Regions from separate parts of the Homo sapiens genome. Here region 1 is linked to region 2. Evidence: chromatin contacts called from ENCODE Hi-C data. All regions are on one chromosome and are shown on one strand. Each heading gives the region's core, a stretch centred on a gene start or an enhancer-like site at or near the end of the contact. The rest is flanking DNA. Distances are from core to core; before and after follow the strand shown. Region 1 holds the start of RTKN (rhotekin). Region 2 holds the start of SMYD5 (SMYD family member 5).

What was found. A loop is a pair of places that touch in the nucleus more often than their neighbours do. Pooled maps may share reads with other maps.
Region 1: a loop to region 2 is called in a pooled map, with 4 times the contacts of the local background. The contact joins the promoter of RTKN here to the promoter of SMYD5 in region 2. A Hi-C loop is called at or near these places in 5 of 50 pooled maps.

Annotation. Positions count from the first base shown.
Region 1 is chr2:74,439,191-74,444,260 of GRCh38, forward strand. RTKN (rhotekin) reads right to left here and starts at 2,747. Exons shown (of 12, transcript NM_001015055.2): 1 at 2,516-2,747. The coding sequence starts at 2,626. RefSeq lists an enhancer at 198-935 and silencers at 1,363-1,672, 2,388-2,447, 2,758-2,837.
Region 2 is chr2:73,211,583-73,216,778 of GRCh38, forward strand. It overlaps SMYD5 (SMYD family member 5), which reads left to right and starts at 2,663. Exons shown (of 13, transcript NM_006062.3): 1 at 2,663-2,780. The coding sequence starts at 2,685. It overlaps NOTO (notochord homeobox), which reads left to right. Exons shown (of 3, transcript NM_001134462.2): 3 at 1-931. RefSeq lists a silencer at 1,127-1,196 and enhancers at 2,519-2,813, 2,601-2,840.

The DNA.
Region 1 (5,070 bases), core at 1,497-3,996, 1.2 Mb after region 2:
AGAGTCCTTCTCTTCTCTAGCAAGGCTACATCCTTTCTGTAAACCTCTCTCACATTGAACTCCTCTCTTCTTCCCATGCCTAAAAGGAACCCTTGTCCCCAGAACAGACATTTACACTCACCCACAGAGCTTCCTGAAATAGGTGTAAAGACCCTGCTGCAAACATAAGACTATGATGGGCAGAACTGAGCCTGGGTCCACACACTGCACCCAACACAAGGCATAGGGAACCACCTGTCCCTCTTCCCACTTTAAGCAGGCCTGGCTCTCCCCACCATGCTGTAGCAGGAATGGGCAGGGCAGAGATTGGGGCTGGGATGCAAGTGAAGGAGGTGTGTACTCCAAGGGTCGGGGGATTACCTCCAGGCTGAGTGCCATCTGCCGAATGTAGAGCATATTCAGGTCCTCCAGGATGTGCAATCTGTCCTGCATCTCTGTGCCCCCCGGTGCCCTTTCCCTTGTCAACCCCTCCAGAGGGGGGACAGATAGGTACCACACTGTCCCACAGTTCCTCCTCCCACTGTTCCCTCAGTCTTTAAAGAGGTGGCCAGCTCTTGGGCAGAGGGCAGAAGCTGCCCTTATCCCTCTGCACTCCTGTTAAACCCCTCTGGCTGCTGTGACAAATTTTCCTCGCCCACTGCTGCTCCGGGGCCCTGCCGGGAGCCAGGCAGGGAAGAAAAAGAAAGCGAAGTGAGGATAAGTGGGGTCCCAGGAGGAAAGGCCAGCTGCAGAGGGGGCTCTAGGCACAGAGTGTCCAGTCTCGCTTTGGTGGCAGCTGTTCTCCCAGCTGTGGAAGAAAAAGGCCCTTTCATTCCGACTCTGGCCGCTCCCCAGCCCCCGCCCACATCCCTGGCCTGGTGGACAGGGAATCTGTGTGCGGAGAGGGCAGTGAGGGGCAGGCACAACTGGAAGGGGGCAGGGAAACGACGCCTCATGCAGGTTCTAGAGTCATGGGGTTTGCAGGAGGTTGGAGCTTCCCGAGAGGGGTTCCAGCTTAGTTTGAGAAAGTTGGGAAAAAGAGCCACACAGGTGAGGACCTCAGGGGAGAGTGAGCCCAGGGAATGGGACAAAGGGGTGAGTTGGCAAAGCAGCCCAGCCCTAGGGCCACCCCTTCCAACTCAGGGCCCCCATCCAGCCCGCTCCACCCTGGGCTCACAATTACCTCGCTTTTCCAGAGAAGGGAGGAGAGGGAGAGAGGAAGGCAGGGGTGTGCCTGTCTGCTGCTGTCCCCGCTCCCTTCTGCAGGCCCCTTCCCTTCCAGACAGGAAACCAGCCCCGATTCCGAGCCAGCTGCAGCCTAGCGCCCCCGCCTCCACGCCAGGCCCACGGAGTCACACTTCACTCGGCGGCCGCCAGGCCCTGCGGCTCCGCCCCAGCTCCTCCGAGCTGTCCCCGAAGGCCGGGCTAATCCCAGGGGCGGCCCCAGCTCACAGGCCCCTCCCCCTGGTCCCGGGCCTCGCCCCTTACTCCCCCACGCTGGCCCCACGCGGGTTCCTCGGGCCCAGTCGCTTGGGGGCAAGGGGACGCGACAAAGGCCCCCTCTCCCCAGGTCCACTAGCTTCTGAGTCAGAGAAGGCCCGGGACGCCGGGACAAGGGTGTGAAAGAGCCTCTTTGTTCTGGGCAGGCTGGAGGGAAAGGGCAGAAGCCAGGCCTGGAATCCCAGCCGGGAGGTAGAGGGGGCGGAAGGAAGGCCCACCTCACTTAACCCTTTCCAGACCCGGAAGGGAAGGCTTGGAACTGGGCTCTCCTTGGGCGAGTGTGAGTCTGACCTTGGGGACAGAAGAGTCTTCGGGGTAGCTATTCGCCCTCTCAGTCCCCGCTCAACCACACACCTTCAGCCCCGCCCTAGCCCTTAGGGCGTTACAGGTGGGGATCCAACAGGTTAACGCGTGGACGGCGGACGGGGGAAACGCTCAGCCTAGGGGCTGGACTCCTCTTAGGCCCCAGAAAAGGAGGCGGAAATTTTGCGTGTGGGAAGTAACCCCAAGGAGTTAAAAGCCCTGCAGGGGCATAGAGGAGCCTTTGAATTGGGCTTCGGGGAAGCGAGCGGCCCCGGCCTAAAGTCGGGGTTGATGACAGAGGCTGGCCCAGATGGCTGCGACAGGTTGTGGGATGGGGCTGGCGACTGGGGAACAAGCGGGAGCCCAGGCCAAGAGTCCGAGCGCTTGGGGCCCGCCTAGCTGCCCACCGCCCTTGGCCCGGGGATGCCCAAGACATTTTGGGGTTCAGGCACATTTTAGGAGTCGAGCTGGGGCCCTACAAATTGAGACCAACCCGGGCTTTTTCCAGGCTCAGGCAGATAATCCTAACCAGGCCGCGGAATGGGCAGCATGGATCCGATGAAAATGCAGACCGTCCACACCTTACTTTTTAAGTCAACAACTCCGTCGGGTTTGTACCCAGACCGTGCGTCTCCGCCCCTCGGCGTGCACGCGGGCGAGGGAAGGAGGCCGAGGTGGCTGGGGCTGCCCCCGGGAGCCGCGGAAGGGGAAGGCAGGGACGCGAGTCTCTCACCTCGGGCAGGTCGCTGAAGAGGCTGAGTCGGAAGCGGCCGCGTTTGAACTCCATCTCCAGGGCGGAGCCCCTGGCCACGGTGACCCGGCTCCGGTGGTTTCGGGAGAACATGCTGGCGGCCCTGCGACTTTGCCTGCTCAGTGCGCTCCCCGCGCCGCCCGGCTTAGCCTCCTCTCCTCGGCTTCTGTCTCTCGACGCTCGTCCGCCAGTCCGGCCGGGAATCTCCCGCTGCGGGGCTCCAAACCCCGCCCCCGGAGACGACACCTGGGCCGGGCAGGGCGCGGCAACCTCCTCTTCCACCCCCGCCAAAGGCCCAGCCCGTCCGGCCAGTCCCTGGGCGCCAAGCCGACCTGGCCCGACGGCCCCGGAGCCCCCAGGGGCGCACTGCACCTCGCGAGCACTGTGGGAGCGCGTTCTCCCTGCCCGCGCGGGTCGCGAGCGCCTACCTGGACTTGGGACGGACCGAGAAGCCCTGCCCCGCCAGCCGCCCCAACCTGGCAAGCCTGGCTTCCCGGGCGCTGAAAACCCCGTGGCTCAGGGATCGCCGCGTAGCACGCTCTGGCTCTACTCGGGCCCTGGGACCTTGCCCAGTTTCAATCCCGGCAGCCTCCGAAGAGACCATTTCAACATCCCACAGTCCCAAATGTTCCTTCTTCGTCCCCCTCCCCACCTAGGCTCCTCTGCGAGGCTATCCGCCTAAGCCTAGTGGCCACAACTGATGGGGCGGTGCTTAAACACGTCGTGAAACCCCAGCTCTGTCACTAACTAACCGTGCAATCATTAACTTGGTCCAGTCACTGGCCTTTCTGAGCTTCAGTTTTCTCATTTGTTCAGTGGGAATACTGTAATTATCTCCACTCCTCAAGTTGCTATGAGGATTACCTATAAGAATGAGGGTAAAATGCCCAGCATAGTGCCTGGCACAAGGCAAGTGCCCCATATTTGCAGTCATAAAGAGCAGCTGCGCGCGGTGGCTCACGCCTGTAATCGCAGCACTTTGGGAGGCCTAGGAGGGTGGATCACCTGAGGTTGGGAGTTCGAGACCAGCCTGACCAACATGGAGAAACCCCATCTCTACTAAAAATACAAAATTTAGCCGGCCATGGTGGCACATGCCGGTAATCCCAACTACTTGAGAGGCTGAGGCAGGAGAATCGCTTAAACCCGGGAAGCAGAGGTTGTGGTGAGCTGAGACCCCACCATTGCACTCCACCCTTGGAAACAAGAGCGAAACTACGTCTAAAAAAAAGATGGCTGGGTGCAGTGGCTCAAGCCTGTAATCCTAGCACTTTGGGAGGCCAAGGGGGACTGATCGCTCTTGAGCTCAGGAGTTGGAGACCAGCCTGGGCAACATGAAACCCTGTCTCAACAAAACACACACACACACGCACACACACACACAAATTGGCCTGGCATGGTGGTGCACACCTGTAGTCCCAGCTACTCGGGAGGCTAAGGTGGGAGGATTGCTTGAGCCCGAAAGTTCAAGTCCAGCCTGGGCAACATAGTGGGACCCCATCTCTTAAAAAGCATTACAAATATGTATAATTTTTTATTTTTATTTATTTATTTATTTATTTATTTTAATTTTTTTTTTTTAAGACAGAGTCTCACTCTGTCACCCAGGCTGGAGTGCAATGGCATGATCTCGACTCACTGCAACCTCTGCCTCCTGGGTTCAATCGATTCTCCTGCCTCAGCCTCCGGAGTAGCTGGGATTACAGGCGTCTGCCACCATATCTGGCTAATTTTTGTATTTTTAGTAGAGATGGGGTTACACCATGTTGGTAAGGCTGGTCTCAAACTCTTGACCTCAGGCGATACACCCGCCTTGGTCTCCCAAAGTGCTGGGATTTCAGGCGTGGCCCACGCCTGGCCAATATTATCTATCTATAGATAGATATAGATATAGATAGATATAGATATAGATATAGATATAGATATAGATATAGATATAGATATAGATATAGATATAGATAGATATAGATATAATCAGCTGCTTTGCTGGATGGCTGGACTTGCCCGGCTGGACTTACCACTCCCTGCTTCCATAAAAACAGGGTTCCCGCTAGGCGCGGTGGCTCACGCCTGTAATCCCAGCACTTTGGGAGACCAAGGGGGGCAGATCACGAGGTCAGGAGATCGAAACCATCCTGGCTAACACGGTGAAAACCCGTCTCTACTAAATATACAAAAAAATTAGCCGGGCATGGTGGCGGGCGCCTGTAGTCCCAGCTACTCAGGAGGCTGAGGCAGGAGAATGCCCTGAACCTGGGAGGCGGAGCTTGCACTGAGCCGAGATCGTGCCACTGCACTCCAGCCTGGGCGACAGAGCGAGACTCTGTCTCAAACAAACAAACAAACAAACAAAAAACAGGGTTCCCTTCTTGCCCCCTCTGGGGAAAGCCCAGTGGAAGAGAAGGAAATGGCAAAGGATTAACTTGCTGATCACACATAAACAGATCTCCTGAAGGCTTCAGAACACAGAACTTGAGAAAGGGTGAGACTCCTACATGGCAGGCTGGCTGGACCCAGAGACATACCAGTCTTGAGCT
Region 2 (5,196 bases), core at 1,413-3,912:
CCTCAGCCTCCCGAGCAGCTGGGACTATAGGCGCATGCCACCATGCCTGGCTAATTTTTATATTTTTAGTAGAGACGGGGTTTCATCATATGGTCAGGCTGGTCTTGAACTGCTGACCTTGTGATCCACCCACCTCGGCCTCCCAAAGTGCTGGGATTACATGTGTGAGCCACCACCCGGCCCAACCCTGCCCTTTTTGTTTTTTATGGAGTCTTAAGGTCTACCAGTCATCAGTCAACTCATTAGCATATGAAAAGACATCACTTCAGAGATTCTAGGGATTTTAGGAGTTCTATGCCAGGAAATCGAGATGAAGACCAAATATATATTTCATAATATCACAGCTCCCCTCACCTGGGGGAGTAATACCTGTACCAGCAATTAATATTTTCCTGGCCTGGCTGTGGAGAAGGAACCTCTTTGAATAAGCATCTGGGCATAGAAGACTCTTCACCATCAGAAGGAGTTGAGAGCAAAGAAGAGAAGGTAGACTGTTTAGCCCACTTCACAAAGTTTCCCAACGTTTTCTTGTTTTGTCTGAACTGTTACCATTCTCAGAAGAAGCTCAGGCCCAGCAGCAAAGACAAGGACTCGCTCTGTCACCCAGACTGGAGTGCAGTGGTGCAATCATAGCTCACGGCAGCCTCAACCTCCTGGGCTCTAGTGATCCTCCCACCTTAGCCTCCTAAGCAGCTGGGACTACAGGCGCGTGACACCACGCCTGGCTAATTTTTAACATTTTTTGTAGAGACAACGTCCACTTGTTGCCCAGGCTGGTCTTGAATTCCAGGCTTCAAGTGGTTCTCCTGCCTTGGCCTCCCAAAGCCCCATCTTTTTATAGAATAATTTGTGTATGCCAAGGCTGGCATTTTGTCATAAACTCTGCTGTGTTTTCACAGGACAGTTATAATTTCCCCCTTTCATGACTCTGACTCATGGCTCCTTTTTCTTCTCAAGAATGTGCTCGATTTCTCTGAAAGAAGCCTGCTGCCAGGATTTGCAGAGCTGATTTCTGTAGCACAGACCATTCAGATTCTAGAATGGCTCTTGGGGACTGAGCTGAGGGATGGAAGGAAGCCTGCCCTGCCACCTGGTGGTGAGTGAGGGCACGGCCCCCAGCTGCTCTCGGGTAGGTTTGCCCCCAAGTACGTGGACTATTCGCTCCCTGACACCGGGCTGCAGGCTTGAGGGGACCCAGGGTCGGTTTCAAGAGCCTCTTCTCTGGCCCTGCCAACTATCTATCTCCCCCAAGTCCGTGGACTATTCGCTCCTTGACACCAGGTTGCAAGCTTGAGGAGAGGCAGGGTCAGTTTCAAGAACCTTTCTCTGTCCCTGCCAACTATCTATCTATCTATAATTATTTGATAGATAATTGTGGCTTGATCACGGCTCATTGCAGTCTAGACCTCCCCAGGTTCAGGTGATCCTCCCACGCATCACCACGCCCGGCAAATTTTTCTATTTTTTGGAGAGACAAGGTCTCACTACGTTGCCCAGTCTGTTCTTGAGCCCGGGAGCTGGAGGCTGCCGTGAGCCGAGATCGCCCCATGCCAGTATGGGCGACAAAGCGAGACCCTGTCTCAAACAAAACTCACAAAATCAGGGGACAAGGAAACAAAACAAGGCTTGATAGTCAGGCCTAGCTGTGGGGACAAATGCCATAGGTCTGTGGTTTGCAGCTTCTTGGGGTCCTGAGAGAACAGGCCCCTCCCCCTTTTCACGACAGTGTGTGCATATGCACACTCACTTCTGTATCCAGTTTCAGAGGTTCTCAGATCTGAGGTCCCCTATGGACTCCTCCGCTACCCCCGGTTGCAAGGTCCCTAAGCCATTGAAGAATCTGACAGAGGCACAAGTCCACCCTGACCTTTGGCAGGACTGTTCTGCTGCCAGAGGGATTACCGAGAAAGGAAATCTTGTCCTGGACTCTTCAAGTGGGGTGAGTGAGCTCCGGGGTATAAGCTAGTCCTTCCCTTCAGGCTGAGAGCTAGACAGGATAGGAGTAAGTTGGCCTTCTGCTGTCCCACTCTAGGGCTGGGTCCAAAGAGCGCTTTACTCAGTGAAGACAGGCCACTGTGTGGACAGAGACAACATACATAGAAACATGCATCGGAGGCCGGGCGAGGTGGCTCACGCCTGTAATCCCAACACTTTAGGAGGTCGAGGCGGGCGGATCACTTGAGGTCAGGAGTTCGAGACCAGCCTGGCCAACATGGTGAAACCCCTAAAAATACAAAAATTAGCTGGGCTTAGTGGCGCACGCCTGTACGCCCAGCTACTCGGGAGGCTGAGGCAGGAGAATGAATCACTTGAACCTGGGAGGCAGAGGTTGCACTGAGCCGAGATCGCGCCACTGCACACCAGCCTGGGCGACAGAGTGAGACTATCTCAAAAAAAAAAAACCACAACAAAACATGCAACGGACTCAAAGATACACACATCAAAACTGTACGCGCACACAGACTCTGATACAGAGGTACAGACACAAAAAGGCACCGATGTAAAAGCACAAAGGCAGGCCCAGTTACACTCCCGTCAACAAACCACGGAACCTAAATTCAGACTTGGTGGAGCCCAAAACCTCGCAGCCTCAGGGGCACTCTCGCCGGGGGCGGGACCAGAAGGGGGTGTGGCCTCTCAGGTCGAGGCGGGGTTAAGGGTCATAAGGCGGAGGCGCGCCCAAGATGGCGGCCTCCATGTGCGACGTGTTCTCCTTCTGCGTGGGCGTGGCGGGCCGCGCGCGGGTCTCCGTGGAAGTCCGTTTCGTGAGCAGCGCCAAGGTGAGGTCGGGGCGGGTCCTGCCGGGAGCCTCTCCCCAGTCCGGCCATGGAGACAGCCCGGCCGGACTCCATGCCCGGAGCCCAGAGGCTTCTGTGCCGCTCGGACGCTACGGCCCTGCCCCTGCTCGCGGCCCGGGGGCTCCCAGTCTGTCCCTGCGCGCAGGCTCGTGGCGCGGTCACGCGATAGACCCGGGCCTCCGGAGTCTCCGTGCGCATTTCCTCCCAGCGGAATTCGGCCAGCCCGCGGGAGGCCCTTCTGTGGCTGCTCGGGGCGGGGCTAGGGGGCTTTGCTGCTGTATCCCTGGAACGGTGGGCGGGGATGTGCCGGGCAGAGAGAACTGAGGTGTAAAAGAGGGAGTCCTCACGAACTTCATGTGTGAGATTTGGGTGAGGGGATGAGGAGAGAGGCCAAGATCCTTCACGAGGGTCCTTGGAGTGCTGAGGAATTTGGACCAGAGTCCAAAGGCCGTGGGGGCATTGGGAGAGTTTTTAGCAGGAAGGTGACGTGATTTTGTCGTTTTTATTGTGTTCCAAAAGTTCATTGTAGAAAAAAATACAAAATGCATGTAAGGAAAGAAAATACAAAAATCACCCATACTTCTATACTTGTGCAAAGATGAGTACGTTAAAATTACATTTTTAGAAACTGCTTTTTGATGCAGCAGTGAATCTTTCAATATCAAGCCTATTTCTACATATTAAGTTTTAAGAGCTGAGTAGTAGCTTCTTCCGTGAGAGGGTCACAGTTCACTCAACCAACCCCTTATTAATGGACCCTTTATTGTTGTATGGTATTTTTCATCCCCAGAGTCAAAAGTCTTAGAGCTCATTTTCTGTGCAAACATCCTCTTGTTTTGTCCAGCAGTATTTTTTTCCTAGTTATCTTTGCCTATTGATATGTGTAAAATTATATTTGTTCTCATTTACGTTTCTTTGGTTACTAGTGAGGTTGAATAATTTATCCTGTGTAGTGGCTGTGTGTATGGTTGGTTCTTGCCCAAGACGTAAGACCTCTAGTTGTCTGTTGTCTGCTCTCAGCGTCATCATATTGATCTAGTTTTCCAGCTCAACCTTCCGTGCCCCCTTTCTGCTCTAGAGGTATCTGGAGCAGTTTGCTCCTTCCCTGGTAAATCAGCTTCCCTACATCCCTGGTCTCCTTACCTGTTCCTATCTCCATCTCCATAGTCTCTAGTGCTCCTGGGTGGCCACAGTTTGAAGGCCTCTCAGTTCCATCATTCTTGGTTTGCAGTGATATTCTTCACCTTTTTCTTCATTAGCCCCCAGTCTCTCAGCCCCTTCCTTTCTTCATTTCTTCCCTCTCGCTTCTTCACTTCAGCCACTCTCCTTGCACAGTTTTCCTGTCCCAGGCTTCTATCAAGGCCCTAGCTGATTGCCCTCTCCTTGCCTACATCTGATCTGCTGCTGGAGAAAATAACATACCTGCCTGGACTTGGTAACAGCATGGATTATCCTGGGCTTTTTGCTTCTCTATTCAAATGAGATTGGTTTGTGATTTTTTTCTCTGTGTTATTTTCCTCAAGTTGCCACATGAGGGTTATACTTGTTTTTTTTTGGTAAAACAGAAATGCTTTCTGTCATTACATTGTTTAAATAGCATGAGCATTATTTATTCTTTAAAGGTTTGAGAGAATTGGGTCATGAAACTATATAGACCAGGGGCCTCAAGTGGGAGTAGTTTTTGACTACTGTTTATTGCTTCTGTGGATAGGAATGACTTTTCAAAAATTTATCAACTATTATGCCAGAGACATGACCAGTCAGAACAGAAACCTCACCAGGTCCAGTGGAAGCCAGCTGGATTACCATACTGGTGCACTAGCCGGATAGCAGCATGGCTTATTGTGGGCTTTCTTCTTTTAATCAAGATTTTAAAATCTACTACATAGTCTGCCCGGGCATGGTGGCTCATTCCTTTAATTCCAGCGCTTTCGGAGGCCAAGGTGGGCTGATCACTTGAGATCAGGAGTTCAAGACCAGTCTGGCCAACATGGTGAAACCCTGTCTCTACTAAAAATACAAAAATTAGGCCTGGCGTGGTGGCTCACACCTGTAATCCCAGCACTTTGGGAGGCCGAGAGGGGCGGATCACTTGAACTTGATGTCAGGAGTTCGAGACCAGCCTGACCAACATGGTGAAACCCCATCTGTACTAAAAATACAAAAATTAGTCGGGCGTGGTGGTGCACACCTGTAATCCCAGCTACCTGAGGGCCAGGCACGAGAATTGCTTGAACCCAGGAGGCAGAAGTTGCAGTGAGCTGAGGTCGTGCTACTGCACTCCAGCCTGGGCGACAGAGGGAGACTCCATCTCAACAACAACAACAAAAATCTATTACATAGTCTTAAGAGTTTTGCACTATTTTTTTTTATAGAGATGGGGTCTTGCTGTGTTGCC